Regions from separate parts of the Homo sapiens genome. Here regions 2, 3, 4 and 5 are each linked to region 1. Evidence: read pairs that join two places in POLR2A ChIA-PET (ENCODE). Cell type or tissue: MCF 10A. All regions are shown on one strand. Links, peaks and the distances in the headings refer to the core of each region. The heading gives the core; the rest is flanking DNA.

What was found. ChIA-PET counts read pairs that join two places held together with the same protein. Peaks named below come from ENCODE experiments on the same cell type or tissue, not always from the same donor. Only the 100,000 strongest peaks of a DNase experiment are listed, where the experiment ranks them.
Region 2: POLR2A ChIA-PET joins it to region 1 with 18 read pairs; 5 of 35 experiments call an interaction of 5 or more read pairs at or near these places.
Region 3: POLR2A ChIA-PET joins it to region 1 with 16 read pairs; 4 of 35 experiments call an interaction of 5 or more read pairs at or near these places.
Region 4: POLR2A ChIA-PET joins it to region 1 with 13 read pairs; 7 of 35 experiments call an interaction of 5 or more read pairs at or near these places.
Region 5: POLR2A ChIA-PET joins it to region 1 with 55 read pairs; 5 of 35 experiments call an interaction of 5 or more read pairs at or near these places.

Annotation. Positions count from the first base shown.
Region 1 is chr5:135,030,817-135,037,016 of GRCh38, forward strand. It overlaps PITX1 (paired like homeodomain 1), which reads right to left and starts at 3,412. Exons shown (of 3, transcript NM_002653.5): 1 at 2,897-3,412; 2 at 460-692. The coding sequence starts at 3,065. PITX1-AS1 (PITX1 antisense RNA 1) reads left to right here and starts at 2,458. Exons shown (of 6, transcript NR_161235.1): 1 at 2,458-2,724. RefSeq lists a silencer at 918-1,125 and an enhancer at 2,296-2,928. In MCF 10A, for the core only: no CTCF peak of the experiment used is centred there; DNase peaks (open chromatin) are centred at 2,285, 2,705, 2,815 and 3,555.
Region 2 is chr5:135,124,598-135,130,797 of GRCh38, forward strand. The region is part of intron 2 of PITX1-AS1 (PITX1 antisense RNA 1); the gene reads left to right. Among named protein-coding and RNA genes, the nearest start is that of EPIST, 88 kb to the left of the region's middle. In MCF 10A, for the core only: no CTCF peak of the experiment used is centred there; a DNase peak (open chromatin) is centred at 3,424.
Region 3 is chr5:135,153,622-135,159,821 of GRCh38, forward strand. The region is part of intron 2 of PITX1-AS1 (PITX1 antisense RNA 1); the gene reads left to right. Among named protein-coding and RNA genes, the nearest start is that of LINC02900, 91 kb to the right of the region's middle. In MCF 10A, for the core only: no CTCF peak of the experiment used is centred there; DNase peaks (open chromatin) are centred at 870, 3,210 and 3,680.
Region 4 is chr5:135,184,355-135,190,554 of GRCh38, forward strand. All of the region lies in intron 3 of PITX1-AS1 (PITX1 antisense RNA 1), which reads left to right. Among named protein-coding and RNA genes, the nearest start is that of LINC02900, 61 kb to the right of the region's middle. In MCF 10A, for the core only: a CTCF peak has its summit at 2,690 (motif pointing left); no DNase peak of the experiment used is centred there.
Region 5 is chr5:135,136,536-135,142,735 of GRCh38, forward strand. All of the region lies in intron 2 of PITX1-AS1 (PITX1 antisense RNA 1), which reads left to right. LOC124901072 (a long non-coding RNA gene) reads left to right here. Exons shown (of 2, transcript XR_007058944.1): 2 at 376-519. Among named protein-coding and RNA genes, the nearest start is that of EPIST, 100 kb to the left of the region's middle. In MCF 10A, for the core only: no CTCF peak of the experiment used is centred there; DNase peaks (open chromatin) are centred at 1,816, 3,496, 4,466, 5,016 and 2 weaker places.

The sequences.
Region 1 (6,200 bases), core at 648-5,647:
CAAACCCAGGCACCTTTCAGGCTTCTCCGAGGCAGCCAGACAGGACCTGCCTTTCCCTTTCGTTTTCGGGATAAGGCCAACAGCTCCCGAGGTCCCCAGCGGCAGGGAATCCACTGCCCAGTCTCTGGCCCAGGGTATCCTGCTAACATCTGAGTGGGTCCTGGGCCCCATAGGGCATGGGGGAGTCCCCTGGGGGCACAGGTCTTTGGGCTGGGGTTGCCTTAGTCCGAGGATCAGGTAGGATGAGGGTCAAAGGGGTTGAAGGTCCGAGGCGCCTGGAGGCCTGGCAGACGCTAGTGGGCCAGGGCCTAAGGTGGGGATCTCCGGTGGAGGGAGGGAGCAGGTCTGAATGGTGGGAGAGTGAAGTTCTGCTTGTGGGTCTAAGCTTTGGAGGGCTGCAGCAGAGGCGGCCCGGGAGCCCTCTGCGCGGGTGCCCTTAGGCGCGCACCCCTTGCTCACCCGCACGCGCGGCTCGGTGAGGTTGGTCCACACGGCGATCTCCTCCCTCATGCTCATGTCGGGGTAGCGGTTCCTCTGGAACGTGGCCTCTAGCTCTTGCAACTGCTGGCTTGTGAAGTGCGTACGTTGCCGCCGCTGCTTCTTCTTCTTGGCTGGGTCGTCTGCGCCGCCGCAGCCCGTGCCTCCCGCACCACTGTCCTCGGGCCCCTTGGGTTCCCCGCCGCGCTCCTTCTCTGCAGTAGGCAGGACGGGGAGCGGGTCACCTGGGCTTACGCCCCGTTGCACCCCGTCCCGGCTCCACCGAACCGCTCGCCACCAGCGCTGGCGGTCTTCCCTCCCTCCCTCCCTCTAGGGTTCCTGGGAACTGTCCCCACTGGAAAGCGCCCGCCGGGTGCTGGTCGTCAGTAGGCACCTCTAGTCTGGTGTGCCGCGGAGAAGAGCCCAAGAATCGGAGCTGGAGCCGCGGGCCTGCGTTCCTGGCTGGGCAGGGCCTGCACCCTTAGCTCGGCTCAGATTCTGACCCTGCTGCTGATGTTCCCAGCAAATGTATGCTTTTTGTTTGTTTGTTTTGCGAACTCTTAGGGGGTCTAAATCTGAGGGGGTCTCTGCTTTTCTGAACTAGGATCAGATCTCTCCAGCCTAAAGTCCCTCCACTTTCTTCTCCTCAGGGGTGTATGGGAGCCCCACTGGGCAGGCACAACACAGCCGGGTTCTCGGCCTTGCTTCCAGGCCTCCAGTCCCAAAGCCTAGAAAACCCCACCAACTGCAGCCCAGACAGACAGACTCTGTCTAGGTGACCTCGGGCTTTAGTCTGTCTCTCTTTGAAGCTACACAAAACACACGCAGTCATAGAAACATTAATACATAAAGAAAAAGAGTTTAAAAACAAAACACAGAAGCCCAGAAAAGCTCACAGCTCTATGCCTAAAGACACTGAAAGGGCCACAAATTCTCAAAATCAGACAGGAAGAAACACAGAGCAAATGTAAATTAAGAAGCCAGAAAGCTCCGTACAAACACACCCCTAACTAAATACAGAGCTGTAAGTGTATAAACTCCAGGTTGACAGAAGCATTTATTTCTCTGGGATTTAAAAAAATAATGTACCGTTGTAGATAGATTTTTAACTCCTTCCCAATAAGGCCCTTGTAGAGATAATTTTTAAATCCCAGAGAAACACATTATAGTTAGATAATTTAAATTCCCCAAATAACACCACTGTAAATGGATTTTGAGAAAATTCCGGAGAAACGCGCCATTTTGGATTGACTTTTTAAAATCTCCGGAAGAATAATGTTGCATGTAGATATTTTAAATTCCAGACCTACACTTCGTACGTTAATTCTTTCAGAATCGAAAGATACAGTTAAAATTAATTCATCCTCATAGATTTGGTTCAAAAAAATCAATATACGATTATATATCTCTCTAGGTTTTAAAAATAAAACCAACCAAAGACCGCGCTTAAAACTTTTGAAAACAAAAGTAGAGTTCAGCGTTGATTATGTTTTAACCAAGCAAACAACCTCTCAGAAAAATCACTTAGGGATGCAAAAGAGAAACAGATACTAAGAAAGTGGAGAGAAACATTCAGCTGTGTATTAAGAAATGAACGCAGAAGAGGCGCCCACACCGGGGAGCTCGGAGCCCCTCCGGAACCCGGCCGGCTGCGCTGGGCAGCGGATTCGCTGCCCCACTGCCCGCGCCGGCCACCCGCGGGCCCAGTTCGCTGCTGGAAAAAAGCTCCAGCTCGGACAAAAAAAGGCAGCGCGGAGGGAGACGCGCAGGAGCCGGGGCGGGGGCCAGAGCCGGGCTGCTCCGGGCTTCGGCCGCGCACGTGGGCCGGATCCCTTGATCGGCGTTCCGGCTGGCCTTGCTGGGAGTCCGGCCGCGCCTGTTGGCCCGCTCGCCCTCACCGTCCTCTGTGTCTCCCTTCTACTTGATGACCCCTCTCCCCCCGTTTACCCTTCCCGCCCGCCCCTTCTCTTTGGTCTCTTTCATTCTGTCGCCTACTGTCACGGTGTTAACCTCCCTCTCTGTCTCTCTGAGTGCGTTCTCTCGCCCGTCACCCCTCTTCCTTTCTCGGTCTCCTCCTCTCCCTTCGTCCGAGCCGCTCCTTAGCGCCCAGTTGCGCAAATCAAATTCTTTCCCGTTCTATTTACTCCTGATCAAGAGGGGCTGTCAGTCCAACCCTCCAGCTGTAGGCTCGTGCATCTGCCAGTCTCTTGGCGCGTGGGGACCGCGTGGAAGTGCCTTCGCGTGTGCGTAAGTTTCCGCGTTCACCGTCAGGTCGAGAACGGGAAAAAGAAAGCTCCTGACGCTTCTGGGGCGGAGAGGGAGCTTGGTTGCGCGGCGCGGGCGTCAGGCCCTGCTCCCAGCTCCCCGTGCTCCGCGCCCGGGTAGGCTCTGTGCGCGCCGCGCGGGGAACGGCGCTTACCTGGCAGCTCCGTGTCAGACGACTCGCTGGCGGAGTTCTCGAGCGGCTCGCGGGGGTCGGCGGGCCGGGCCAGGTGGAAGGCGGGCCCCATGTCATGGGGTGGCGGCGGCGGCGGCCGGAGCCCCTCCGGCAGCCGCTCCAGGCTCATGCCCCCCTTGAAGGCGTCCATGGAGGTGGGGACCGCGGCGGGCGCTCCAGGGGCCGGGGCTGGGCGCGCCCCGCCGCCCTGGCTGCGACCTGCGGGGACAAGAGCGCAGCGCCTAAGCGGCTGCCCTCCAGGGCTGCCGGCGCCTGCAGCGACGCCGTGCCCGCCCCATGGACCGCCCGGGGCTGCGGCGCCGGGCGGGCAGAGGCGGCGGCAGCTTCTCGCGACTGGGCGCCTGGCTCAGCGCTCCGCGCTGCGCTCCTGCCGCTCGGGCCTCAGCAGCCCGGCCGGCCCCGGCTCCGGCTCCGGCTCCGGCTCGCGATCCGGGGCCGGTTTCTAAGGCTCCGGACGGCGCCGGCAGAGTCTGTCTTAAAGCGACAGCGCGCACAGCCAGGTTCCAGCAGTCCCTGCGCCAGGGGTGCTGGGTGGGGTGGGCCTGGGTGGGAGGGGGCTGGGGAGGGAGCGAGCGAGCGAGGGAGCGCGGGCGGAATCCAGCCCCAAGCCGCCCGCGCCGCCGCGCCCTCACTGCCGCCCTCCCTCCCTCCCTGCCTCGCCCGCGCCCTCCCCCTCCGCAGCCACCTTCCCGCCGCCTCCCCGCCCCCCGCGGCCTCGCCGCGCCTCTCCCTCCTTCCCCGGTGACACACCGAGTTCTCCCTCGGCCTCACAAAAGAAACGCATCTGGCCTGCGAGTCCCGGGCGGCTCGTGCACACCTCAGGCCTCAAATGACTTGTTTCGCCTAGAATCAACTCCCGTCTCGGCCGCCTCGAAGTCCCCAGCCCTGGCGAGAACAGCCCAGGATGAGTGAATGTTTGCCGAACAGGATCGCACCGAGCGGGCGCCTTCGAGCCAGCGCCGGGGCGGGGGCAGAGCCCGGGGCCCGTTCCGGCAGCTCCCAGCGGTGTCCTCGTCGAGGGGCCGCCTGCCCCTCCTTCTCCAGCCTCTTCTCCCGGGAACTCAGCCCGGCTGAGTGACAGCAGCCTGCGCTCTAATGGGCCCCCGGATGCTGCCTCCTAATTAGCTTGGACCTTCTCCCCTACGGCTGCTTCTCAGGCCTCCCTCTCTGCACCGCAGTCAATTTTCCGGGATTGGGATAGAAATGATGGCTTCTAATCAGACGAAACGTTTCTGCTGGCTCTAGGCGTTTGGAGAATGCAGAAGGAAGACCCCAAGGATCCCAGCCAGACCCCACAGCCTCTTGTACCTCTCCCCTTGTTTTACACCTTAGGCCTTGGCCAAATGGGCCAGGCCTGGCCTTGGCAGGCATGGGGTTGGCCTTGGCAGCCTTTGCCCTCCTTCAGGGTAGCTTTGTCCCAGCCTGGGGCCTGCGTCCTGGCTTCCCAGGGCTTCAGGCATAGGCCTGGTAAGCCAGGTGACTGCTGTCTCCCAACCCTGGGCCAGCAGCCCAGGAAGCCCTCAGTCTTCCAGCTTCTCTCCCACACAGTGGTAGCTGAGCTGCAGCTCCAATGGGCCTTCACTGGGCACAGGCAAAGACATTACTCTCCCACTCCTAAGAGTGATTCCCTCCTCGAGTCCTTGCACGTAGGTGAAGTTTGTCGAAGGATTTTGCTCAACAATTGTTAGCTGGCCCCGAGACCTCAGCGTCTTGAGCAAACAGGCCACAGCTGGGGCGGCAAGGCGCCGCCCTGACCTGCTCCTCTGGCCATAGGCGGACCCCAGACTGCCCTCTGCCCCTCACCTGTGATCAGCTCCACCAGACACAGCAACCCAAGGGAGCTGCGCCAGGATTGTCTGCCTGGGAAAGAAGCAGGGAGGTGTCCAGTGTCCTCACCCCAAAACCCAGTGCCTCCTCAACTCCTGGGTGGGTGGCACTGACTGTGCAGGTATCAGCGTCTGGGGCACTCTGCAGGTTCTGCCTTTGAGTCCTCGTCTTACCCCTTCCCATCACAGGGAGACACCCAGGGTCAGCTGAGCTCCTTGTGGGGGCTGCTGGGGCCAGGGTCGGGCATGCAGGGTGGAACCAGGCCTGCCTTCCATTCCCTCCACGTTAGTCCAAAGCACCCCCACCCCTACCCCCATCCCCATCCCCATCCCCATCCCCATCCCCATCCCCATCCCCCGCTCTGGGCCGTGGAGAGACAGCACAGCTCCTTAGGGCCTGGTCCTTTCTCACTGTGGGTCTGTGACCACAGGATGCAGGGTCTGAGGCCAGAGGGAGGACACTTCTCAGGGGTTTGGATTGGGGAGGCTCAGTGACTCCTGCCTTCTTCCAAGCTGAGATCTCCCTCCATGAAATGAGTCTTGGCTACGGGGAGGGGAACATGGGGAAGCACAGTTGCCCAGCATTTGCCCTCAGCCCCACCGTTGCCATGTTTCTTGGCCACCTTTACCACGAGTCTCCTGCAGTAGAAGATCCCTCCTTTCAAGGAGATATTCAGGTGTTGCAGCGTGCTAGGGAGTGTCCCTTCACAGACCATTCTTTTTTTAGCTGTCTTACCAAAAAGAACAGCCTGAATGCAGACAGCATGGGGGCACGCACACACACACACATCCTGTACATCCATGCGGAGATGCTGTACACACACATGTATTCACTGCACTATGGAAGTGCTGAGTTTAGGCATATATGTGCTACTTGGCATGAACGCGGGCTGGCAGGGGATAGGAGGTGTGTTCTAACCCTGCCACATGTCAGGCCAAGGTGGGAAGCACAGTGCGTCTCTGGGTAGAGACTTAGAAATGAATGGTCTGTCTGTGGGCCTCTAGAGGAGGTTAAGACTCACAGCCTTCTCACTTGCCTTCTCACTTCCCAGAGGGACCAAAGTGACTCTTTGGGCCATCCCCCAATGGGGACTATTCTGTGAGCAGCACTCACTGCTTAGTCTGAGGGGCGTGTTTCCTCACTGTTAGTGCATTTAATGCAGTTATTGAGCACCTGCTGTGTGCCCCTCTGGGCCCAAACCTCTGGCAGGGCTCCAGGCAGGCACAATAGTCCCTTTATTTGGTGATCTTGATGCCTGCTGTGTAGAAGGAAAAGCCCTCAGACCATTTCAGGTGAAGCCCCATATCCTCAGGGGACCTGAGACCCAAAGAGGAGCTGGGGCTAGTGGGGCCTGCTGGCAGAGTCTGTTCTGCTGGGCCTGGGCAGCACTGAGTGATCAAGGAGTGAGGAGGCAATTGATTGTGAGGAGGCTGTGGCC
Region 2 (6,200 bases), core at 386-5,385, 94 kb after region 1:
GGTGCAGCCTCGGGCTGGGCCGGCATCTGTGGAAGAAAATCTGTCAGTTGTGTCGAGGAAGGGAGCACACTCCTTAGGGTGGAATTTGGAACAGCCCCCTGTACTACTTCCACTTGGGGGAGGTACCCGAGCAAGGGGCTCAGACCTTAGCGGGCACATACTGGCTTCCTGAGTTGGTGTAAGCCTCCCTAATGTTTTCAAAAGCCCTAGACAGCAGTAACTGAGAGGAACAGCCTTTTCAGACTCCTGCCAGGAAAAAAAAATCATGCTCAGAAATCCATTTGTGGGGAGTTTGAAGTTTGAAGCCCTCCAGCTGCAGACGGGCAGCTTGGGTGGTCGGGCGGGGTGGGGTGGGTGTCCTCGAGTGGAAGGAGAGTGTCGCGTGGGACAGCTAGGGAGTGTGACTAGGAGAGTAGCAGTTTATTTCATAGCAACAGTGGAGTTGGCATTTGACAGACCTAGGTTCAAGTCTTGGCTCTGGCCTGAGCCAACTGCAAGATCTTAGGCAAGTGACTTAGCCTCTCCAGATCTGTTTACTTATCTGTAAAATGGAGACAATAATACCTCATTGGTTGTGAAGAAGATTAAATGAGACTATGTATGTAAAGCTCTTGGCACAGTGCTTGATACAATTAGTGGAAGTGGGGGTTACTGATATTATTATACCAAAGAGATCCCAAAGAAACACAATCCGTGCAAAACTGTGTTCTCTATGCAAATGCAGCCTCCAGACAAGTTCCTAGCCCTACTTCTAAGCAGATGGCCACCTTCAAGCCTCTGTTTATGGAAATTCTGGTGCCATCATGGATTAATGTTGGCGCAGACAATAACATTTCAAAATAATTTGCCACTTTTTAACTGTCTGGCAGATCTGGGTGGAAAAGGACCCTGGATCTATGGTGCATGCTTCTTGGTTCAGGAGAAGAAGGCAGATTGGTAGCTGGTTACATATACCTGAGTAGTAAAAGATGGCACAGGCTGAAAGACCATAGGGAAAAGCAGAAATTGGGGCCCAGAATGGTTTCCCATACCCTACCCCAATAATAATTAGAAAAGGCAGCCAAGGGGAGGAAAATCATTGAGGGCCATCCTTGGGTTTGTATGAGCCTTTGCCATTTTTGTATTCTTGACATGGTTGCTGCCCCTCAGCTGACAGTTCTACCCCCATTTTACAGAAAAGAGATGGCTAAATCGTTTATTCCAGGTTTCACGGCTAGGAAGAAACAGAGCTGAGGCTCAAATTCAGGCCTGTGCCCCGCCCTCTCCAAATACACTCTTTCAGAAACATGCCATGTCCAGGAATGCCAGGTGGATGGAGGGGTGTCCACATGTTAACATTCAGGCATCGAGAGGCTAAGAGATCTCAGTTGGGCGTGGTGACCTGGGCGTTCTTAGAAGATGAAGAAAAGTGCCTGGCAGTTTGGGGTCCCACATGGCCTGGGCATTGCAGGGCCCTGTGTGTCTGTTAGTGCCTGTGGTCCCTACTGCAGCAGGCAGTACTCGAGAGGAGGCACAATTGCTCTAGGAGACCTTTTCCAGCCAATCTCATTCCCACATTCCCTGGGCTGCCACCCTGCCCCACCTTAGGTGGATGAGACGCTGGTGGTCTTTTGTGGTGATGGGGTGCAGGGGTGTTGGGGGAATTCAGGGAGTTGGGATGTGGAGAAGCCGCCTTGGATGAGCACACTGGGGTGGTGGCAAGCTCCTTTCCCGCTTAGTGGCTCCTCTTGGCCACCACATGGGGACAAGTCCCACTGTTACCACTCTCTCTATTTTGGCAGCCTCCGCTTCATGGTACCTATTATGGTTGCAATATTGCTGTCGTTGTCTGGCTGTTTGGTTAACAGTAGTTCCCACACTAGAATGTGAGTGCCGTGAGGCCAGGGCTTGCATTCAGTACTATACCCTTAGAACCTAACACCATGCTTGGTACTCCTTGTTTAATTTATTCTTTCATTCTCTTGATGTTCATATACTGAGTGCCGCTTGTTTTGTTTTTGTTTCATGCTGGGTGCTGTGTTGGGAATGGGGTGCAGTGGTGAGCCCTGCATTCACATCCCCACTCTTTTGGAGTTTAGTCTAGTGGTATCCTGGGAGCTCAAGTGTGCTTGCTGAGTGAGTGAGTGGTTCTGTAAGTGGTCCAGGAGGCCGCCTGGTCAGGACATGGTCACTGAGGCGGAGCCTCTGTTAGCTTTCCTGGGCAGTGGGCGGCGGGACTCCAGGGCTCCCCTCCTGAAGGTGTTCAGGACCAGTGCTCTGTTTCCCTCTGATGAAGGGGGCTGGCGGGGAGCCCAGGGCTCACCAGTCCGACCTGTTGGGGTTTCAGATTTGTTCCATCTGAGCAGTCGATTAATTAGTAACTGGAGCTACCCATCATCCCTGGCTCTTGTGTGAGTTGCTGGGTGCCCCTCTTTCTTCCTTTCCATTTGCTCAAATTGAGCAGCCTGATTCTGTGATATCATTTGAAATGTGGCCAAGAAGCAATTAATGTGCTGTTTGCTGACAAAGATTTGCCGCGGCTGCAGGGGCTGGGGATGGGAAGGCCTGCACAGGATTGAGGAGATGAGAGAGCAAACAAAGGTAGGGGAGGAGGTGCTGCTACTGGTCTTTGCAAGGGTGCCAAGCCCAGGCGGGAGTGGTTCTTCTTTCCTTGAACCTTCTCTCACCCTTCCCTGCCCAGACCCGAGTGCTGCCTGCAGGGAAGGGCCTGGGGGATGGAATGGAATGGGTTTCCTGTGGCCTCTTACGATGACAATTCTGATGGCAGCTGCCAGTTACTGAGCCCTTATCTTGTACGGAGTGTGCTGGGGTCATCCCATTCGATCCTTACAGCAACCCTGAGGGAGATGTGTCATAGGCCCATTTTATAGGCAAGGGCACTAGAAATGACAGGACTGGCCCCAGGTGACCCAGTCAGTGGTGGGGTGGGATCTGAGAGACTGGAAAAGCCTGCCTGTTCAGGCAGGTGCCTAGCAGGGATGGGAAGGGTCAGCCCCTGGGCCCCTGGTCAGGTCATGGTGACTTGTGTGGGGATGAGGGGCTAGATAAATGGCAGCATTGTGTAATTGATGGCTGCCTCTAGAGGGTGGTTAATAAGAACCAGGTGGGGTGGTGCTGACCCAACCCAGTAGATGGGGCAGAGGCCCTGGACAGAATGAGGGGCTGTGGTACGCCTGTCCCCACCCTGCGTGGTTGATGCCGTGGTGGGGCCTGGGGAGTCTTTCAAAAACCCCTGCAGAGGGAGCTTGTCTGATCCAAAGAGGGGGTGCCCATCCTCTATCTCAGTGGCTTGGGCACCTTGTGCTCTGCTTTTCATCTTTCTGAATGGCTTTTCGGGCCAGCCTGTGAGGAGTCCTGCCTGCCCTGACTGTTGACTCATCCTGGGTGGAATTATGTACAGAAATTAGTCAACAGAGGCCATTCCCGGGACCACAGGCAGCTGGCTGCAGGCATTGCGCAGGCGCCGTGCCTGCTGGGAGTGTCTTTTCGGACACAGAGCATGGGCTTCGTGGGTGCGCTTCCAGGGCTGGGATTTCTGCTCATTGCAGAGCCACATAGTTGGAGGCTGATGGCCTAGCCCATTGCCCCATGCCTAGTCTCATAGAACCTGGGTGGGACAGTGAGCTCTGGTCTCTTCCAGCATGCCAGGGAGAAGTGGAGACCCTTGGACTGGAAGTGCTGGCCCCTCCTCACTCAGCCCCTTTCCAAGTACCTCATTGCCAAGCACAGTGTGGGGAACTGAGGATTCGGGGAAAATAGCACATGGGTAAGTTGTCAGCGATCTTGGGGTAGGGGTGGGAATAATCTAACATAAATTGATGTAGGCAGGAGAAGCACTGTCCCATAAGCAGATCTGTGTGTTGATTTCCTTAAAGTAATACAGACATATGGTGAAACTGTCACAGAGTAGATATTACAAAAGGGTATGTGGTGATGAGTGCACCCCCCACCTGTTTCCAGCCATCAGTGTCCCTTCCCAGAGGCAACCACTGTCACTGGTACATCAGCTGTGCCCTCCCAGAGACGTGCTCATTCAAGCACTTAGGGGTCAGTGCTTAAGCGTATATTCCATGCACCCAGACTTTTGCTTTTGTGTACATGCTGAGCTGTCCTGTTATTTCCTTTCAACATTTGGTATATCTTGGCATTCATTTCATATCATCTTATACAGAGCCACCACGTTCCTGTTAACAGCTATATATTAGTCCATTGTATAGATGGACCATACAAGGTTGTTTTTTTTTTTTTTTTTTTTGAGATGGAGTCTCGCTTTGTCCCCCAGGCTAGAGTGTAGTGGCCCAATCTTGGCTCACTGCAACCTCCACCTCCCAGGTTCAAGTGATTCTCCTGCCTCAGCCTCCCAAGTAGTTGGGACTACAGGTGCATGCCACCACGCCCGGCTAAGTTTTTGTATTTTTAGTAGATAGGGGGTTTTTACCATATTAGCTAGGGTGGTCTCGATCTCCTGACCTCATGATCCTCCCACCCTGGCCTCCATATGAGTTTTTGACCAGTGCCCTATTGATGGGCTTTTTGGCTGCTTTCTGTCTTTTGCTATAATAAATAATGCTGCTTGCTGCAGCAAATGTCTCAGTAACCATATGCACCTGGGAGAGATTCCTAGAGGTGGAAATGCTGGTCAAAGTGTATATGCACATTTAAATTGGTTTGATTCTATCCTATTGCCCTGCCAGGAGACTGAGGTGATTTCCTCCCTCACCAACGAGGTACGAGTGGCTTGTTTCCTCATATCTTCACCTACACAAAGTGCTATCAGACTCGTGGATCTTTGCCAATCTGATAGATGACAAATGGTATCTCATTGTGGTTTTGTTTTGCATTGATTTGGTTGTGCGTGGCTCGGTGCAGCTTGCGTGGTGAACACATGTGCCGTCCCCGAGGCGGGTTCAGAAGGAGTGCTGTGTGACTGGCTTGCAAGGCAGGTCGGCACTCTCCAGAGGGCTCTCACCAGTACACATGCACTCAGTGACATGTGCTGAGCGACAGGAAGGGGCAAGGAGACCAAAGGCTGGGTGAGGAGAAGCTACTGCCTGGAGTGCTGGGGAGGACGTGGCTGTGATTTCACTTGTCCATGGTGACAGAGAAACAGAGTAGCCCCCAGACCAAGGGAAGAAAGTGAGGCAGCCTTCTCCCTGCCGTGCCTGGAGGGGAGTCCCACCTGCAGCCAGGGGGATAGATGCTGCATTGTGTCTCAGAGCGTTCTCACCCTTGGGACTCCAGCTAGGGCAGCTGCTTGTGGAACACGACTCCTTTCTGAGTTGTTGGGCTCCAGGCCTGGGCATCCTCGCAGCCCACAGCGTTCTGTGCTGCAGTGCCTACAGGGTGGTACACCTCCTTGGTGTCAGCCCGATGTATGGACCTGCTCTCCCTGTTCCTGGCCTAGTGAGCCATCTCATTAAGAGCTGTCTGTTCTCTATGCTCTGCCTCCTTCCCTTTGTTCCCCATGCCCCAGTGCAAGGGCAGCCCCTCAGCACATCACCCGAGGCTCCTCTCTGACCTCCCTGGCTGCAGTCTCCCCCCAGCTCATCCTTCTTAACCACTACAGCTGCCTTGGCTAATTCCTTGCCCCTTCATGGCAGTTCTGGGTATTGCCCCTCCTGCCTAGCAGGAGAACAAAGGCCAGTAATGGTCACTTCTGTGAGTGGCCCCTGCCTCCTGCTCTGGTCTCCAAATCCAGTCTCCCTCCATATCTACCTACTCACCCTCCCCCAGACAGACTCTGTGCCTTTTGGCCTCTGTGGCCTTTGTTCAAGCTACTCACCTAGACTGGGATCTTTCTCCTCTCTCATTTTCCTCTCCACTGGAGACTGAGGTCACGGGCTCTGTGACGGAGCCATTCTCCAGTGACAGATTTGCTCTCTGCCCAGGGATTGCTCTGGGATCAGTGTCCACAGTTCCTGGAACTAGTAGAGGTGGTGGTTGTTGCAGCAATAATGGCCAATGTGTGTGGTGAGTGGCAGCGGTGAGACTCAGTAATGGGTCTGCCTGAGCACTGGTGCTTTTGGATGCTGGAGATCCAACCTCCCTCTGGAGCAAGGGTTGCCTCCCTACCTCACTCATCAGCTTTGTATGTCTTGCCTGCTGTTGCGGCCACAGCTCTTGGCATATACCCAGCACATGTGTGCACTCAGTAACTGGTGAGTGAATGGACAAGGGGATGATGAGAGCATCGAAGGTTC
Region 3 (6,200 bases), core at 620-5,619, 120 kb after region 1:
AAAGAAATTCAACCTAGTGGTATGAACTGAAGTCATGCAGATATTGGGAGAGAGATTTTAAGGTGGAGAGAGGACCTTCCTTCACACTCTTGGGGTTACCTCCAGGTCAGACCAGTCCTGGTCTTGTGGGTAGTGACCTTGTTTGCAAGTGAGTCACAGTGAGGACCTATCTCCTTCCCCAACTCCGTCCTAGTGTTGAAGTTGAGCAGGATTAAACAGGGTGTTGAGTTGTGTCATTCTCCTGCCTCTGCCTGGGGCGGGAAGGGTGACTAGCTCTAGTCTAGGTTGTGGCACAGCTCTGGTGAGAAGAGGGGGAGGTGGCCTAGCCAGGAGACTTGTTTAGGGTAGGTGTGCACTGACAGGACGTGAGGACAGATTTGAGAGCCCTTCCTAAGGAGGGGACCCTTGTCCCTGGCTCCCTCTCCCTTCCTCTGCAGGAGTCATCCAACAGTGATGATGAGGGGCATCACCTTTGTTGTTTAAGCCTCCTCCTGTTGGCTCTTGGTGCTACCCAGGGCAGCTCCTTTTATCCCCATGATACAGATGGGATAGTCGAGGCCTAGAGGGTTGAAGCTGTTTGTGTGGCTGATTCTAGGTCAGAACTCATGATCTCCTGACTGTGCTCTGCGGTCTTGGCGATTGGCAGATGTGCCTGATTGGCCTCGGAGGGAGTCGTGGAAGGTGGGCACAGCTCAAGAGAGAGAGTGTTCCATTTGCTCCCTTCCCAGCGGAAAGGCCCTCATCTGCTCCCGCTGGACTGGGCGCTGCTCTGGTTCCTAGCCTGTGGCTTAGTAAGTGCTCAGGAGAAGTCAGTTGAATGAGTGAACAGTGTTTGGAGGTATTTCTCAAACATGACTAAACTGCCCAATGCACACAGAACTTGAATCATGACCTGAGTTGCATAACCAGCAGGGTTGTATGTTCTGCTGCAGTGGAAAAGGACTGAATTTCTATCCGGGTGGGAAAGAAAGATAAAGCTCTGTCAACTGAGGCATCTTATGGTGGACCTACCACTGCTACTTCCACGTCATCTATACCAGCCCTGGGTACTCTTGACCACTTCACCTGTGTAGATCCTCATCTTGGCCTCATTGGTTGTTCTGTCCCAGGGAAGAAATGTTGACTTAAAAAATAGGCTGGCCTTCTGGGATATTCTTCACTGCAGCAGCCCCATATTCAAGGTATGATGAGGTGGGGGTGAGAAGATGTGCTCTCTGAAGGACTTTCTAGAAAGAAAAGTCAGTGGCTTCCATCAAACCAGGAGCTTCCCACATGGTCTCTATGTGGTTGGCTGTGGGAGCGTCCAGGGTACCTGTTCCCTTCAGTGGAAAAGCAAGCCAATTAGCTTCTTTGGGCCCTGGGCCTCTTTTAAGATTGTCCTGGGTCATGGGCCAAGGCTGTGGTCTGCGCAGCTCAGAGTTCTTCCCAAGCAATGCCTTGGTTCAACTGGTGGAGCTTTTTGGAAGGAGGAAACCGTGGACTTGACGGCATTTGGCAGGTAAACCGTAGGTGCTTGGATGATTTTTAGAATTGGTATTGGGACCACAAGGGCAACACGTGTCCATCGTATACTAATATGTGCCACAGCCTCATGATAGACACAGGGCCTGGAGCTCGAGCATTGAGGAGGGAGTCCAGGTGTGTCTCCTCTGTTATGCCAGGCAGCTGACTCCCACTGGCAGCATTTTCCCAGGGCAGAGACCCACACTGTGCCAGGTCCTGTCCTGCTGACAGGCTACAGTGTAGGGCTCATAGAGCCAGCCCCCAAGGTCATGAGGACAGGGGAGACAGTTTACCACATACCAGGCCAATGATCAAGGTATCAACTCATCACAACCAGATTTGGTTTTATCTTGCAGAAATTTCAAAATTGAGCAAGATTTCAAAATAGTTATTTCACAGAGGTTTCAAAATGGGAAGACCTAAAGCCCTATCCTGTCAGCCTATCCTGGCCTGAGCTAGGCCAGGGTGCTGTCTGGCTCCTAACTCCTGTCTTTTCTCCCCAACCTCTTGCTACAGCTCTGTAGGATTGGGCTCCAGGTACTAAATCCTGCCTGATCTTGGGAAGGGATCATAAGCCATGTGCATAACAGCATGTCCTGAGAAAGGGCCCAGGGCATCATCTTCTGCCATGTACAGCAATCTCTGTTGGTGGCTGGGGCACTGACCTCAGATCCAGGCTTGGGCACCAGTTCCCACTTGACTGAGTGGTCTTGGGGAAGTCCCTTCACCTGCAGGCGTTGGTCTTCCTACCTGGACAACAGTGGCGATGGTGGGTTGCACCAGAAAGTCTCAGCCAGTCTGTGGTTCCAGGCTCAGTATCCTCACACAGTGGTATGCTCGTCCCCATTTTCTAGCTTAAGCCATCACGCTTCCTAGATTGCACCTGGCTATGCTGGAACAAATCCAGCCCCACTGGGAAGCCTGCTTTCCTTGTCTACTCCAGCACACAGTGATTTTCCTTCCTTGTGATTTCCATTGACCCATTCACTGGACACACTTCCTACCTTGTGCTGTAATCTCTCTCTCTCTGTCTCTCTTCTCTCTCTTTGTAAGTATGTTTTCTCCATCAAGATTGGGAGCCCAAGTACTTCCCTCCTCCATGGCATGTGGACATACTTGGAATCCACAAACATGACAAATAACTCAGAATCATGGTGATCTAGGGAGTGAAGTATCCTGTGCATCATATATTTTTCCTTGGGTTCTAACAGCTTTCCTTGGGGCCTAGCATGAAGTGATTTTGGTGGTTCCTCATCATGCCTGCAATTGTGTGGTCTTTTCCGCCTGAGGGTTGCCACAGTGTAGCTGCCCTCTATCCTGAGGTGCCCAGGGACTAGTGAAGGACAGGAATCGGGACAGGGCCCCTTGGGTCCCACTGCACAGATTCCCATGTGCTCACTGCTCCCCAGCCCTTCCTGGAGGCAGGCGTGGGATGGGTCTGGAGGGAACAAGGACAGCTAAGTCATTGCCATGGATTTAACCGGCTGGCTGGGCCCATATATGCACAGATTGTGGGGATGTGGACTCCTCCTTCCCATGCTGGAAATGGGCCCCAGAAAGCTACCACCTGCCACTTCTGTTGGGCGGGCGGGAAGAAGCTTGCACCATAGATACTGTGAAGTCTGCAGGTTTCACTCGGTTGGGATTTGTCATCTGGCAAACAGTCAAGTATCTGCCATACCTGGCCGAGTCAGCTGCAGCCTTCATGGCCAATCCGCATGATGAAGTATCCAGTCAAGTTTTGGCAATTCCAAAGGTGTGGCAATCTTGGTTGCAAGGGGCCAGTGGGGAGCATTGCGACAGAGGCCCTTGTGCTGGACCTGCAGGACGCCCCAGGAAGAAGGTGGAGGGTGGAGGGCACCCTTGACAGTTGACATCTGTGTCAACAGCGCCCAGTGACACACCGGGGGAGGACGAGCCTGCACTTGGCAGGCCAACAATGAGCTGATTGATGCAATGAACTTTCCCCTCAAAGGCCCCACCACTGCCTGGGGAGCCTGGGCCAATGGTGGTCTGCCTGCTTCCCCTGTAGCGATCCGCTGGCAGCCTCAGAGCAGGGAATGGGGGTGGGTATTGGCTCCTGATGGGGTCAAGACTTGTCCAGGATCCTCTAGGAGCCTGCTGTGGAGTAAGGAGAAGGCTGGCAGCTCCTGGACATGCAGGAACAAAGGCCTGGGAGAAATGAGTGGTGTATGAGTGGGAGTGGCTGGGCCCTGGGTGGGTGATGTGTCTACGGTGCCTCCCACCTGGCATGAGGAGGGAGGAGCTTCATGAGCTGCTGGGGAGGCAGGTATGTTTGTCCTCCCATAAAATGTGGCCCAATTTATAGGGGTTGCAAATGTTCCCTAGAAACCTTACCCATACTGCACGTCTGGGCTCAGTTCAGCACTGGGGATGAAAACCTTGGCCCTTCTTCTTAGACCCTGTCCCTCCTTCTCCATGTATACATGCATGTGTGTGCGCACACACACGCTCTACCTTGCCAGCTGAGGTTGTATGATTCATGTTGCTGGGGAGCTCAGACTACTCAAGGCCATGGTGCTGGGAGACTCCATATCTGGGTACGGATATTTAGTCTAAGCAGGCCTCAGGTCATGGGACCCTCTAGTTGACTCTGCTAACAAAGACTTCTCCACCTACTTTTTTTTCTATGCTGTATCCCCAGATGAAGCAAGCCCAACAGACCTAGGTTACTCAACAGGGCCCTTAAAACAGGTCATTGCCTCTCTCAGGGTCTCAGTGTTACCACCTGCTCAATGGGGCAATAGTGTTGGCTCAGTATGGATCTTGGGATTGTGTGAGTTTCCAGAGAAAAAGGGGAGAAGGTCCTTTCAGAGCTGAGCAGAAGACTAGAATTCTCCAAAAATCCAAGTTTGTCTAGCCCAACTCCTATTTGAAACCTTTCAAGGCTCCTTCAATGGTAACATTCAATGATTATTTTCAGGAGAGAGGCCAAAATGCTTATCAGAATCCACCCTCTGCTTATCTCAGTTCTTCAATGCCACACTATTTCCCTGTCCCCTTGTTTTCTACATTCCATCCATGCTGGCCTCTTTCTTAATATCTGACATACAGAGGCCTCATGGTGGGATAGAACGCGGAGACTATTGGCTTCTTTGCTGGGAATGCCTTTCTTCCTACATCCCTCTCTTTTTCCTTTCCATCTGGTTAACTCCTGTTCATCTCTTGGTTCTTAGAGCAGTTGTCCCTGTAGATATTTTCTACCTTGTTTTTTATTTTTTTATACATCATAAACATAATTTTTTTAATAGACTCTGAGAAAATTCTGTTATCTGAAATGTAAATCTGTTTCAGTATTTTGATTCATGATGTCTTATTTCCTTGTGTGCCTGGTTATTTTTGACTATGTGCTGGTCATTAATGCTAAATTATTTTAGAAATAATTCATTCAGAGAGGATTTTATTTGCTTCCTCTGGGCTGTGGAGTGCTGTCTGTTAATTTAAACATGAGATTCATTTAACTCTCGGGTTATTTGAACAGGAGCTACAGGCTCACAAGAGGGCTAGTTTATTTGTAGTTCACCCTCATGCTGGGAGTAAACCCCTTTATGGGCTCATTTTACATAGGTGGAATTGACACTTTGACTTTTGTACCCCTCATTTTAGAAGGTCACCACCAACTTCTTCCAGATCAGAAAATGTCCTCAGGGCTAATGTGGCTTTGAAGGTTTGGCTTATTTTTTTATGTCCTCACGTTTTTATAAATTTTGGTGTGGTAATTCTTAGCCATGTTATAGCTTTTTGATTCTTTTGAGAAAATTGAATTTATTCAGACTTTTTCAGGTATCCTCTGTAGGAGGTTGGTTCAAGTTCACTAGCTCCTCCTAAGGGAGCAGAAGTCTCTTGGTATAATTGTAACTTCTCTAAGGAAGCATTCTCTGACTTCCCACATGGATCTGGCTTCCTAGTTATGTCTTCTACTGATAAAATGAGGCTATCTCCTTACGAGTTCTCACAATGGTTGTACTAATCAGTTCGTCTGTATGGTTATTTGGTTAACACCTCTATCTCTACCTCCAGACTGTAAGTCCATGCAGGCAGGGGCGGGGCAGATGCCTATGCCTGTTTTGGTAACCATTGTATCCCGAGCACCTAAAGCAGACCTTGATGTGTTATGTACTCAAGGATTACTTATGATTGGAATGACTTCTACTTCCTTTACTTGGTCCAGCAAGTTTGTTTCTTGTGTACCCTCTTTTTTGCCATTACTTTAAATATGCAACTCAGTTATCCTCTACTTCTACCTTATATTTTTGATCCCTCAGAAATCAAGATGACCCTAAAATGCACGTGGTAGTTAACAACATGAGCTTTACATTCAGAGAGTTCTGAGTTTGATCCTTGCTTCTTCTTAGCTATGTGGTATTATTTGAGTCTCTTAAACTCTCTGAGCTTCAATTTCCTCATCTATAAATCAGGAAAATAATCATGTCTATTTTATTAAGTTGGTTTTAAGATCAAATAAAATGATGCTTAGCATAATGGGTGACTTTGGTGGGTGAAATGAATTGGCACTCAGATCCATACCACCCTCCTTCTAGTAAACCTTGCATACAAATGTTAAAAAGTATATGTCTCAGATTCCCTATGCCAAAAGTATGAATGCAGATGGGTTCTATCAGTTAGATGTATGTGTGTGAGATTTGGAAGGCAGATATGAAGTAGAGACTGTCTTC
Region 4 (6,200 bases), core at 604-5,603, 150 kb after region 1:
CTTTCTGAGGGAAGAACTTGATCCTTGACCCTGACCATTCAGCCCCCAGCCTCACCATCAGCTTGCAGGGGTGGGACCCTAGGACTGTATTTTGGGTAATCATTGCAAATCCTGATTTTGATCTGGCAGGTCAAAGTCCACACTTCTCTGTAAATCAATGCACACCATTAAGCCCACTCTTTGTTTTTTCTCCTTCCAGAGCCTTCTACCTACCATGCTTAGAGTTTAGTCTTGGAGATCATTGTTTAATCAATATTAAACCATTCACGTAGTTTAAGTGTTTACTTATGTGCTTTGAATCATTGCTTGCAGTAAGAACAAGTGATGCCCCTAATCTGCCTTCACTACACTCCCCAATACCCTAATTATGTAATTTAGAAAAGAACATTTCCTGACAGCAGTTTCTCAGTGTGCAGCAACAAATGCCGACTGGGGACGGGACAAAACAACCCTGTAATAGCTAGCACATGGAGCCCGCTGCCTTGGTCCAGGCGGCCCTGGCTTGGGGCAGACGCCCGTCCATTTGGGTTAAGGCTTTCAAATGATGGCATATTAGTGCCAGTAGACGTAATTCCACATGAAAGGAGCTGAAGCTAATAGCCCATCTCCAGTCTCTCTTAGTTTGTGGAATAGGCCCTCATTGCAAATTATTACTGACCCAGACAGTCAGGAAGAGATATCTCACCCAGCCGGGGAGACTGACGCAGCCAAAGACGTATGCAAGAGGCCAAGGTTTAGACTAAACTCTGCTTTATGTCCTTGCCAACCCCCACCTCTACAGTCCAGGGGCAAGGCCTGAGTGTCCCCAATACATCCTTATTCCTTTTGGGGGCAGTTTGGAGGCTAGTGTGCCTTTTCATTCAAGCAAAGTAGGTATTTGAGGGGCTATGGGGTATCATGTTATGTGAGGGGCAGAATCCATGGCTTTAGATTATATTAGTTTAAGTACCATCTAATGAGGGTGGTGGTTGTGGGGGATAAGGACCCCAAATGCCTTTCTCCTCACCAGCCTGCTGGTGTCAGTGACTCGTATCTCAAGGCTGCTGCCCGGTGAGCAGAGCCCAGCTTGGCCTTCTCTGGCCAAGTGAGGCCTAAATGCTCACTGTGACCCAAGCTGCTTCCATAACAGGAATGAAAATCTACCTTTCCTGCTTCCCCTTCCCCCATGAGTGGTCCAACAAATATTCCGTTGCTATAGAAACCCAGCGGAAGGCTGAGTGGCCTCACCTGTCTCAGCAGGGTGATCAGTCAGCATTTGGGCATGGGTGCACAGCCGCTTCTCCCAGGCAGAGCCCAGCAGCTGTGGGCTGGTGTTGCTATGCAGCCTGCCAGCTGCCTAAAGCCCCAGGCTCTTGAAAGTCCCAGAGGATGGGTAGGGGATGAGGGAGAAGCAAAGTGAGCTGAGGAAATTTAAATTTGGCTGTGAATCTTAAACCAATTCTTTAGCCTTTCTAGAAGCACCAGTTGCTATGGTGATGGAAGCGGTGCCAATTGCAAGAGTTGTTTTTGTGGTTAGAGTGCCTGTCTTAGACAAAGGCAGGGAGGCCAACCCAGCAGCTTCAGTCCTCACTCCCTTCTAAGGATTGAACGTTGTCAAGCCCTAGCTCAGGAGGAGGGGTGACAGCCTTTCAGAATGCCCATCTTGCCCTAGCAGTTATTCTAGGGGTCTAGGGTCCCAGAAGGGAGTGGTCGCCAGGCATTCCAAGAGAGAACCCACAAGTAGGCTTACCAACAGAGAAAGGGCTAGTCAGTGATGGCAGATTTTGGAGTTGAAAATTTCTTTCTCGAGGCAAACTCACAATACAGTGTTCTTTATGGAGCCTTCTGCCACCCAGAGTCTGGTCACCTGCCCTTAGGGGTCTGCTCCTTCAGGCCACATTTTGACTTAGGCCTCAAATATCAGATCCCCTGAAACATTTCCTAAGTGACGGAATGGAGGCCTTTTCTATAGCCGAGGTGCTTGTGTAGCTCGTTAACTCTCAAAGTGTTTTACAAATATTTATTCACCTTAGGTCATTTGCAAACCTAACCCCTGTCATCCCACCCCAAGGTTGTCCCCTCCAGCCTAGTTGCCCAAAATGAAGTCAGAAGCCTTGGACTAAGAATTCCACGTTGGCTGATTTTGAAAAGCTTGCCTGAACGGTTTATTTCTCTAGTCTGTTCTTCTTAGAGTTCCAGAATGTGTCAGGACTTCCCAGTCCAGGCATGCAAAGCCCTTTGCCCTCCCTGCCAGAGGTGAGAGTATTTTATTTATGAATTCATTTTAAATTACTTTCAAAATCACTTTTAATCAAATTAAGACGCTCCCTCTGGGATTCTGTCAAAGCATCAGAATAAGAGGGCATTGGCTTGGAGCAAGGTATTTTAGGACAGGTAACCAGTTCCCATTGACTTGCTTTCCTGGCTGACATGGACAGGTAGAGAAAGCCTATGTCATTTTGCTCTCTGAGATCCCTGAAGTGTATTTATTTCCTTGTAAGGAGGAAGGTCCCTGGGAATTGGAGGCCTGGATCCCTCCCAGGGGTGAACTCTGTGTGCCGAATGTTGGTGATATTTCTCCCAAGACTCACCCAGATGATTGCTGGGCTCCTGCCCCTCCCCATCTTCCCAGCAACCCACCACACTGAATTGATTGGGTTTACTGGCCTCAAAGTGGCCAAACCTGAATTTGCCTCAGCTTCTGGTCAGAACTTCTGACTAATGAAGGCTGACCCCTGGTGAATTTTCAGAAGCCATGACTTGCCTGCACTGAGCCTATTCTGCTGATAAGATAGGCTTTTGTGCAGAGCAGGCAAGAGGGTAGCAGCTTCAATAAGGTCCATATCAAGGTGATACTAATCCTTCGGCTGGCTAATGTTTGCCAAATAAATAGCCTCATTAGGAAGGGCTATAAAAGCCCGATAAGATTCTTCTAATTATCCCCCAAAGCACAGATACTTGGGGTTTCAGTTTAGCATAATAGGAGACGTGGAGAAAAGAGGGAACAATGTGTGTAAGTGAATATTTTCAACACCGGCCTCACCGCCGCTAACAGCGGCACATCTAGCATTTCATATTTTGCTTTGCCAGAGCAGCAAATTGCTGAACAGAAGGGAAAAAAAGACAATTACATATTTTAGGTTACTATTTCACCTTTGCAAATCAATATACAAGCCATTAAAAGTACATTTTTCCATGAATGATAAGTGTAATTACCTCTTCTTGCCATAAAAACTTGTCCTTATTAAATGTAAATATTTAAAAATGATTGAAATATACTTGAAGGGTGCTTTATAGCTTGATTTTATATGCTGACATCTGGGTTGCCTTTCCTAAAACACTCTATTTCTTGGAGAGTTATTAAATTAGTATTTTGAAAGGACTAACACTAGACTTGTTCCTTGTTTCCATTTTAATTTCGTACATATTTAGATTTACCAGGAATTCGGAGAGGGTTTATGTTTAGCTAATGCATCATTATGTTTGCGGGGCTTGCACACACGTAGAAGCCATGATATTGTTTGCAGAGGGAATCTTTCAAGAATTGGTAACTGCATCTCCACATTTATTTTGTACCCTTGCAAAGTATAAAAATTGAGATTCCAAGATTTCTGGCTGTAAATGTTTAATTTTCCAATTCTTCTTTTGAGCAAGGAAGATTGTTTTAAATATTTACTTAGCTTTTAATTGCACATCATTTCAGATAGCGAATGCCGATCAGTTTTATTGTAGCTCTGTCGGAGGTTATTTAACTCTTAGAAAGATGTACACTGTGATACTTTTTTCAGCTTCACTCTTTGGAAGAGATTTTTTTTTTCTTTAAACATTATTATTTTTAGTTGCTGCACTCTACCTCTATTTTTGGTAAGGTAAGACTGTTCAATTCAATACTTTGAGAGAATTTCAGACAATGATAGAAAATCTAATATTTGAAAATATAAGCTTCACTAACATACCTAATTCCAGATGGCAAAAAGACCTTGCCCAAAAATGTGAAAGAATTCAGTATGAGTGGCTCAAATATTTTTTCATGATAAACAAATATTTCTGGGATGGATGTGTTTCTGAGCTCTGCATAGGAAAGCAGCCATCCATGCAAGCCGTGCTGGGCTACCCTTCAAACCCTCTTTACTCTTTTCCTTTCACTATGTTAAATCCTTGAGATGTGTAAAGATGTTATGATAGGCAGTGGGTCAAGTAATCTGCACATGTAGCTTTTTATAAATTTTTCTTTGCAGAGGAAAATTTTTCTTCAAATAAACCTCCCCAAATAAATGGTTTGTAAAAACAAAAGTCTATTTGTTTTGAAATTGCACACAAGAAAACATGTTATAACAATATCTTTGAGTTCCGCCTGAGAAAAGAAATTTACCTATAGTCAGCGATTTCCTTCATGATAAGGCTTTAAAAAATAAAGTTGTCTCTTGGGAGAAAATAAACATAGCGAAGTGGAGATATTTATAATGAGGTGCCTTTATTCACTTGTCCAGTGGAACTGTTTAACTGTTGTTTTATCTCTCCTCTCTTTCTTTCTTTATAATTATGTTCATGCAAATTCCTGAACCTTAAGCATTTTAGAAATGTGTTATCTTAAATTACACAGATACTTCTTGAATGTGCAAATGTGCCATTTTTTCCCCCACTTGAAGTAGAAACTGTAAACAAGTCTTGAAATTTTTTTTTGCCCAAACTCGTGGCAAAATGTCTGGGGTTTGGGGCTATTTTCACAGTGCCACTGAAGGTGAGCAAACGAATGGGAACATGCGCCGATCACCAGTCAGTGACTTGGGAATTTTTCAGGAGGCATATTTTCTTACGTTAATGCTTTTGTAGATTCCATCGATGTTCAGACATCAAAGGGCATGCAATTAATAATGGGCATCTGGAGGGCCGATCACATGTTTCCGATGTTAAAGTGGTGAACGACAGGAAAATCGGCCACGGTCAGGTATTAGCTGTAATCATTTTTAACCAACAACGAAGGCTTCTCTTTTGTGCCTCTGCTCTCAGAAACGCAAGCCTTCCCATACAAAAGGGTCCCATAGATGCTTTTCTGCTAGTGAATGAGTGAGTGATAAATGATTTGTAGACCTACGTCTCAGTGTTGATTCAAATAACCTTAATTTCTCCAATAAACTCAAACCCAATTTTGTGTGAAACCCCACATGGACACAAGGCAACAGACAGTTGTATTATTTGAATCTTTAGTTAATTCTTTCAGGTTTGCTCCTTTATTTGTATTTTTTAAAAAAATAAACGAATATTTTCTAGTACTAGAATAAGATTGCTTCAACCAAAGGTGACCTTATGAGTTATTTATTTCCTGTCTTTTATAGTAGCCTGTTTATCTTTTCCAAAGTGATGTATGTTACCCAATTCCAAGTAATATAAGATATGCAGGTAAGACTGTGTTAAAGCTCAACAAAAATGTTCTAGAGAAATACAGTGCTTTGGGCTCTAAACACTCCAGCAGGTATAGAAACCTGCAACTCTTTAAAAATAATTCTCATTTGAGTAGGTCACAGATAATAAAGGAACACTTGTTTCTGGGAAATTAAAAAAATGACATGAGGGGAAAATATTTATTTGCTTTCTACATTGGTCAAATGACTAGTGGATATTAAAAACCTGTAAAATAGACAGATGCAACCAATTCTCTTTCATTAACAAATATTGCAATTTCACAATAAAGTAAATGCATTAAAAAATGTCTACACTTCTGAGAAGCTGAAATGGTCAGAACTTGAGCTTGCTTTAAATGTTTAAAGACTGATATTCTAATCAGTTGGGGGAAAATTATTATTATAAGTCTTTAAAGAACTAACTTGAATTTTAAAGCCTCCTTTGGCTGTTCAGGTAGCAAAAACTCTGATCAACTCTGTGTACATTTCTGTACATTTGCCTCTTGACTCAATCTGCCCGGTCACCAGCTTTGTTTTCTTTCTAAGTATAAGCCGTATGTATCGGCAGCACATTTTAAAGTTAATTTGAAGCAGGGTCTATATTGCCGTCAGCAAATATGTTATAAGCTTATTATTTAATAGTGATTCCGGGGTAAGGCCATCATCTCCTTCCTAAATCCAAATATAAAAGTTGAAATCGTATTTGTTAAAACTGTCATGTTGAATTTGTGGCCCAGATTGTTTTCCCGAGGCCTGCTGGGCCAGAGCTCGAATGCCGCTCCCAGCTGCAGACACCCCAGCCCAGGAAAACTGCTCGCG
Region 5 (6,200 bases), core at 603-5,602, 110 kb after region 1:
GGATAAGCCCCCCAGAAATCATTCCAGATAATGAAGTGGCAGCAGCAAAGCTCTAGGCATGCCATCAGCTCCCATGAGGCATCCCGAGTTTTTGGGTCTTGCAGGCACCTCACAATTCAGTAAGCCTAGTTGTGCTGTGATGCAGGATAGCACCTCATCTACACCATAATAGTACACTATTATAGTAGATATCTGTTCTAGCCATACTGTGCTCACATGCATAAACTCATATGACCCTAATCCTCACTCTGGAGTAGCACCCCTCCCCCCTCCCCCGCCCACAACACTACTTTGGCCCTGGTCTCATTGTCTTCATTATCTCAGATTTAAGTTCATTCATTCTTTCCATGTTTTGTGTGTGTTTCCTCCCTCTAGGATGGAAGCACTGTGGTGGCATGGATCTTGACAATCAGTGTGGTATCTCCTGTGTGCAGAACATGCATGGCACAGGGTAGGAACTCACCAGGTGTTTGTTCAATAATTGAATGAATGAATAAAATGCAAGTTGGACTTTTGTAACAGTCTGGTGAATTAAGTGCTTCTGTTATCCCATGTTCCAGAGCAGGAAAATAGGGCTCAGTGAGATGAAGTGATGGGCTCATGTTAGCTGGTAGGTCCCAGGGCTGGGATTGGCACCCCATGCATACATAGGTCAGGTGGGTGCAGGTATCACCTGGTCGCAGCGCGTGTGGGTAGACCCTGGCACGTGTAAGGGCCGTGTGCGAGCAGCACTCATTTTGTTGCACGTGGCATGTTGAGATGGAAAGGCTTTGCAGGAATTTTGCTTTATAGGCACACAAAGGCCTTTATTACCCATAATGTGGACATGGGTCCAAAGATGATTCAATTCTGCTTTCTACCAAGGGGTTTGTCAGAGGCCCCTGTGGAGGCTGGAGCTCCGGGCCCTGCTCTGAGGAGGCTTGACCCCAGAGAGGAAGAAGAACTGGCTGCCGTCAGGGCCTGGGGTAGCTTGGGATAGGGCAGGATGGGGTGGCAGCGTCCCTGGAGTGAAATGCAGGTTTAAGCAGCCTCAGTGGGAAATGTGACGTTATGTAGCTCATTAAACCCTACAGAAGCAGGGAGGAGAGCTGCTTCTAATTATCAGGATGAAAATTAATGGAATAAAATCTCTAGCCAGGCTGCCCAGTGGTGGAGTAGGCAGGGATTTTCCGTGGCCGGGAGATGTTTGGGGCAGTCATACTGGAAGGAAGGGAGAAAGCCCCTAACTGTTTGCAAATGAGGGGCTGGGGCTCCAGAAGGGGTCCTTGCTAATTCTCACAGCATTTCCCCCTTGACTCAGAATTAGGAGGGAATGAGCCTGAGTGGGAAGCTGGACAAGGCTTGGTTTGCAGAGACTTGAGTCAGGAGATGGCTGCTCTGGTGTCCTCGCCAGCCTCAGGGCTGGAGGGGACATTGGATTTGTCATCCTGCAGAGGTGGATGTGAGCCTTTCAGTTCCTTGAGGCTGCCAGTGAGCTTCAGACCTGGGGAAAAGCTGAGATGGAACTTGAGGGGCTTTTGAGCATTTGCCTGAAAATCTTGCCCTCAGGTGATTCAGAGAAGCTCAGGTGCTGTGTCTGTAAATGGGCAGCCCAAACTTGCCTTGATTCCTGTTTTTTCCATAGGTCCTGAGGACAGGTGGGGTACCTTGGTTGTGCAGATCATAGTGATTGTTTTACCAACCTTCTAGCATTACTACTCCTGATAAGGGTGGCACAGGCCTGGAGCTGAGAGCCGCGGGCTGAATCCTGGCCCTCTAGGTGAATCAGAGCCTGTTGCTTAAATGAAGGAGCAGGTCTGGTTCGTGTCTGCCCTCCTCCCAGCTCAGCCATGCACTGCAGGTCTCATGTTGGAAAATATTGCTCAAATGCTGCCTGGCACCATCTGGCACCATCCAGAGCTCAAGAGAGTGGATCATTTGGCCAGGCAGGAAGTCTGCTCTCAGATGATCTGACCTGGATTAGGATAGTAAATACTCAATACATGTTAATTATTGATAACAACCTAAGAGATGGATACTATATTATCTCTATCTTATTGATAAAGAAAGTCAGGCTCAGAGAGGTGAGGTGACTTGCCCAAAGACATATAGCCTAGAGGCAGTGTACTGTAACTCAGCAGTGTGACTCACTTCCAAGCCCAAGTACCGCATTCTGTTGCCTTCTTGATGGGTGAAGCAGCCATCTGAGCCTAGAGTTCCTTTTAGGACCCTCAAGCTTTCCTTGCAGCATATCTGGACTTCTCCCATCATTGTCAGGAGATGGAGAGGATAGCTTCATTTGGCCAGTGAAGAAACTAAAAGGCTGAGTGGCTTGTAGGGCTCACATTGTGCATGAATTGGCACTTGTCTATAGAAAATGGTGCCAGGACAATGGGTGTATTTTGGTTGAAGTAGTTGGAGCCCTTGGATGCTAGTGGTTCATTACAGGGGCCATTTCTGAGTTCCCTTGGTCTTGGGAAACTGGTTTTCCTGTGCCTGGAACCCAAGAAGACATCTGTGGTTCCCTGGGCTAGGAGCTCCCTTGGTGGAGGCTGCCTCATGGATGGGCCACCCATGGTGTTTGGTGGCAGGGTCTCATGGGTCAATGCACACAGCCCAGGACAGAGTGAACAGTGGGATGTGCAGGGCTCGACTGGCCAAGCTGAACTGTTTTCTTGGGTTGTGTTATATTTATTTCCACTAATCTACTCCTCTTGCCTGTTTATACAACACAGAGATCTAATAACATGTATCTGAGGCCAGAGTAAATGAGGAACTTTTTGCAAAGAAGCATAAAAGGAAAGAGATCTTGGAATACCTAGCTAATCTCAGTTGCTGTCTCTGCTCTGAAGCCCTGCCTTTGAAAGCTCTATTTCTCCTCCCATCCTCTGCGAAAGCCAGATGAGACTTCTTGACATTAAGCAAATGCTGGTATACTGACTTTGGTGTGGGGTTTGTACATGTGCCTGTTGAGAGCTGGATCCTTCCCGTGGGTGGATGCTGGCATGGTGGCTCTTCCATCTAAGGATCCATCTGGAAAAGTGGCCGATTTCATCACTTACGTGCCAGGACCTCAGATGCCGAGGCAGGGGAATGCTGCAATCTAAACATTTACATTCTAAAAAATGGGAAATCATCTGCTTCGATATAAATTAGCCAGGGCCTGACGGGTTTATTACATCCTGGAATGCTTTCATGAGGCTTTCAGAGGGGTCCATGGTGCAGGCGCAGGTCTCCAGCTGGGATTGCCTGTGGCATGCTCCTGGGGGGACCCACTTGGAAAACACAGGCAGGGGGCCAACTCTTCCTCAACTTCCCATGGGCTTGTAATGGATTAGAGTGTGAAATGGGAACAAGGACATACAATGCGGGACCCTAGGACAGTGAAGCACCCTGAATGACGAGCTTCTTGAAGCTGATGGGGAGAGGTCGGTCAGGGAAGAGAGGTGGGAGGAGCCAGGTGCACAGGCCCAATCAGAGGCTGTGGATGGAAAGTGGAACAGGAGAAATATGCTCTGGGATTTCACAATAACAGGGTATGTGATATGACTCATTGAGTGGGAAGAGGGCAAAGGAGTGTAGCAAGAAATGTTGAGGAGGGAAGAGTCGTACATCCTCTGGAGGAGTTTTCAGACAAGACTTGGTGTGAGCCCCTGGGGTCAGGGGCTGGATTTGAACTCTGCTGGGTCCCCTAGAGTGGACTGAGCCACCCTCTCTGCAAAGTCCCTAGGACTGGGCCGATGTTCCAAGGAAAGCTGAGTCCTACGCTCAGGAAGTTTGAGATCTCAGTGAATAGGTAGGAAAAATACACAAACATAAACATACATGCCTAACTGTAACAAGTTGTGAACTCATTTATTTTCCCTCCCTTTGTCGTATCTTATATGCACTCACATTTTTCTGTAGGTTTACACAGATATATGTAGAACAGATGCTGAATAACTGATTTTGGAGGAATTTGATTTGATGCTAATGATGAGTGATCTGGGATATCAGCTATTTTTCACTTGTTTGGAGCAAGAACCCTGCTTTGCACAAGGGGTATTATTTTGGTTGATTTTATTCAGAGCAGTGGTTTTCAAACTAGCATGCCTTAGAACCACCTGCAGGGCCTGTTAAAGAAGATCACTGGCCCCCACCCACCCTTGGAGTTTCTGCTTCATTAGGTCTCGGGTGGGTCCTGAAAATTTGCATTTCTAACAAGTCCCAGGTGACTCTGTGTTCCAGGGATCGCACTTGGAGGACAACTGATCAAGAAAGAGAGAAGTGCATGGGCTTTGGTGGGAATCCTTTACACAACTTTGCTGGGTCTGAGAACTTGTGATTCATGCCTTTCAGAGGATGAAAGAGGATTCACGATATCCACGGAACCACTTCCTTGTTTTGAGAAGGAAGCTGGTGCCTCCTATAATATGGGCAGAGCCGGCTTGCTGCCACATGAAGCAGTGCCTGGCTTTGTGGATTTGCAGATTCATTCAGCAGGCATCTGCCAGCATCCACTCTGGGTCCAGCCCTGGGTATGACGTGTCTTCAGCATTGGGGAAGACGCTCAGGCGGAATGGTTCCAGCATCAGTGACTCTAACAAGGGTGGGGGTAGGGTACTTCCTTGTGCCCAGCTGGGCTGCCTGCTGTGGGGGTATGGGGCAGAGACATGACACAGTACTTGGCGTGGGGATGCTGGCTGTCCTCTGTGCCCTCCCCACCTGCTGATCCCTGGCTCCACCTTGGTCTCCAGGAACAGCTCTGTACCCCTCTGGGAAGTCAGATGTTTCCCTTAAAGCTTGTGGGTCCCAGCAGACTCCCCACCCTGAATGTCTTGGCTATCAGACCTCAATCTGTCCCCTACAAACAAGTCCTCCTGCCCTCTGACCTCTGCTCTTGACAACAAACCATGTGTCACAGCATCTGTTTTGCATACATTTGCCACCATTTTCACTGAAGAGTAAACACAGAGCTGGACTTTGGGGACTTGTGGGCGGTTCTTCCTTGAAAATAGGCCAAGCCCAGAGCTTAGAATAGGACAAGGAGGGGCCTACTTGGAGGATCACTGAAGGGGTGCCAGAAGGTGAGTCAGGCCACCTGGGTTCCTGTTACATGATTCAGGCAGGCCCCTCCTTCTCTCTGGCCTCAGTTTCCTCCTCTGTCACATGAGGTGTGATGATGCCTGTCCTGCCCCTTTCCTGTCACGATGGGGAGGCTCCAGTGGGACATGCCCTCAATTTCTCCCAAATGTGCGTGAATTGTTGAGGGCACCTGGGATGCTGAGGGTGTCAGGCGAGCAGGTGGCTCTGAGGTTTGGGGGTGAGGGTGTGGAAGCCTCAGGGAGAGGCAGGGACTAGCTCTGAAGTTTAACATGGCTCTGAGAGATACACTGAGCACCTAGGTTGAAACCTGCAAACTCAGTAAGCCTAGACGGCAGGCCACATTTCTTGACCTCTCTGAGCATCAGCCTCGCCCGGAAAAAGATAAACAATAGTGCCTAGGTCTTGGGGTGACGTCATGTTTACCGGGCACTCGCTATGAGCCAGGCCCTGTATTTGGAGTTCAGTTAGGGGTGAGGATGACGACAGGGCTTATTGGGTGGCTTCAGGTATCAGCTGCAGGAGGCAGGTGGTGCCTTTAGATGAGAGACCTGAACTTCGGCACTCCCAATCATGCCATGCTTCCTACTCAGTCCTGGCTGGCCCCGTGGCTAGTGGGTAGAAGTCAGTAAAAACCCACTGAATGTTTATTAGGCTAAGACTGTGAGGAGGAAAGTTAGGCTCCTCTGGTGCCCTAGTAGTTTTTGATTTTTGTCAAAGGAGTACATATTCATAGCCCAGCAGCAATAAGTTTCTCATGAGAAGCAGCAGCCCCGCTGGGCCCATGGCCCTCCCTGCCTGGTTTCTGCTTTCTATCGGTAACTTTTTAATCCTTTTTTAAATTAAGTTTTTTTTAAAATCCTTTTAGTGTTTTTGATGATTACCATATTTCTTAAAAAGATTACTTATCTCACCTTTTTCTTGATTTTTAAATTTTAGTTATTATCTATTGACTTTCAATTATAGAGGACAGGGAGTAAGTTTTTCATACCAGTTCTCTTCTGACCAAATAGATACCCACACACTCCCCCTTCCCCAAAGCACAGCTGCCTCCAGGCCTCACTGTGCAAATACCCACGGTGGAGCTGTGTAGTGTACTGGAATCACATTTTCATTTTCCTCAAAGATGTTTTGTTTTC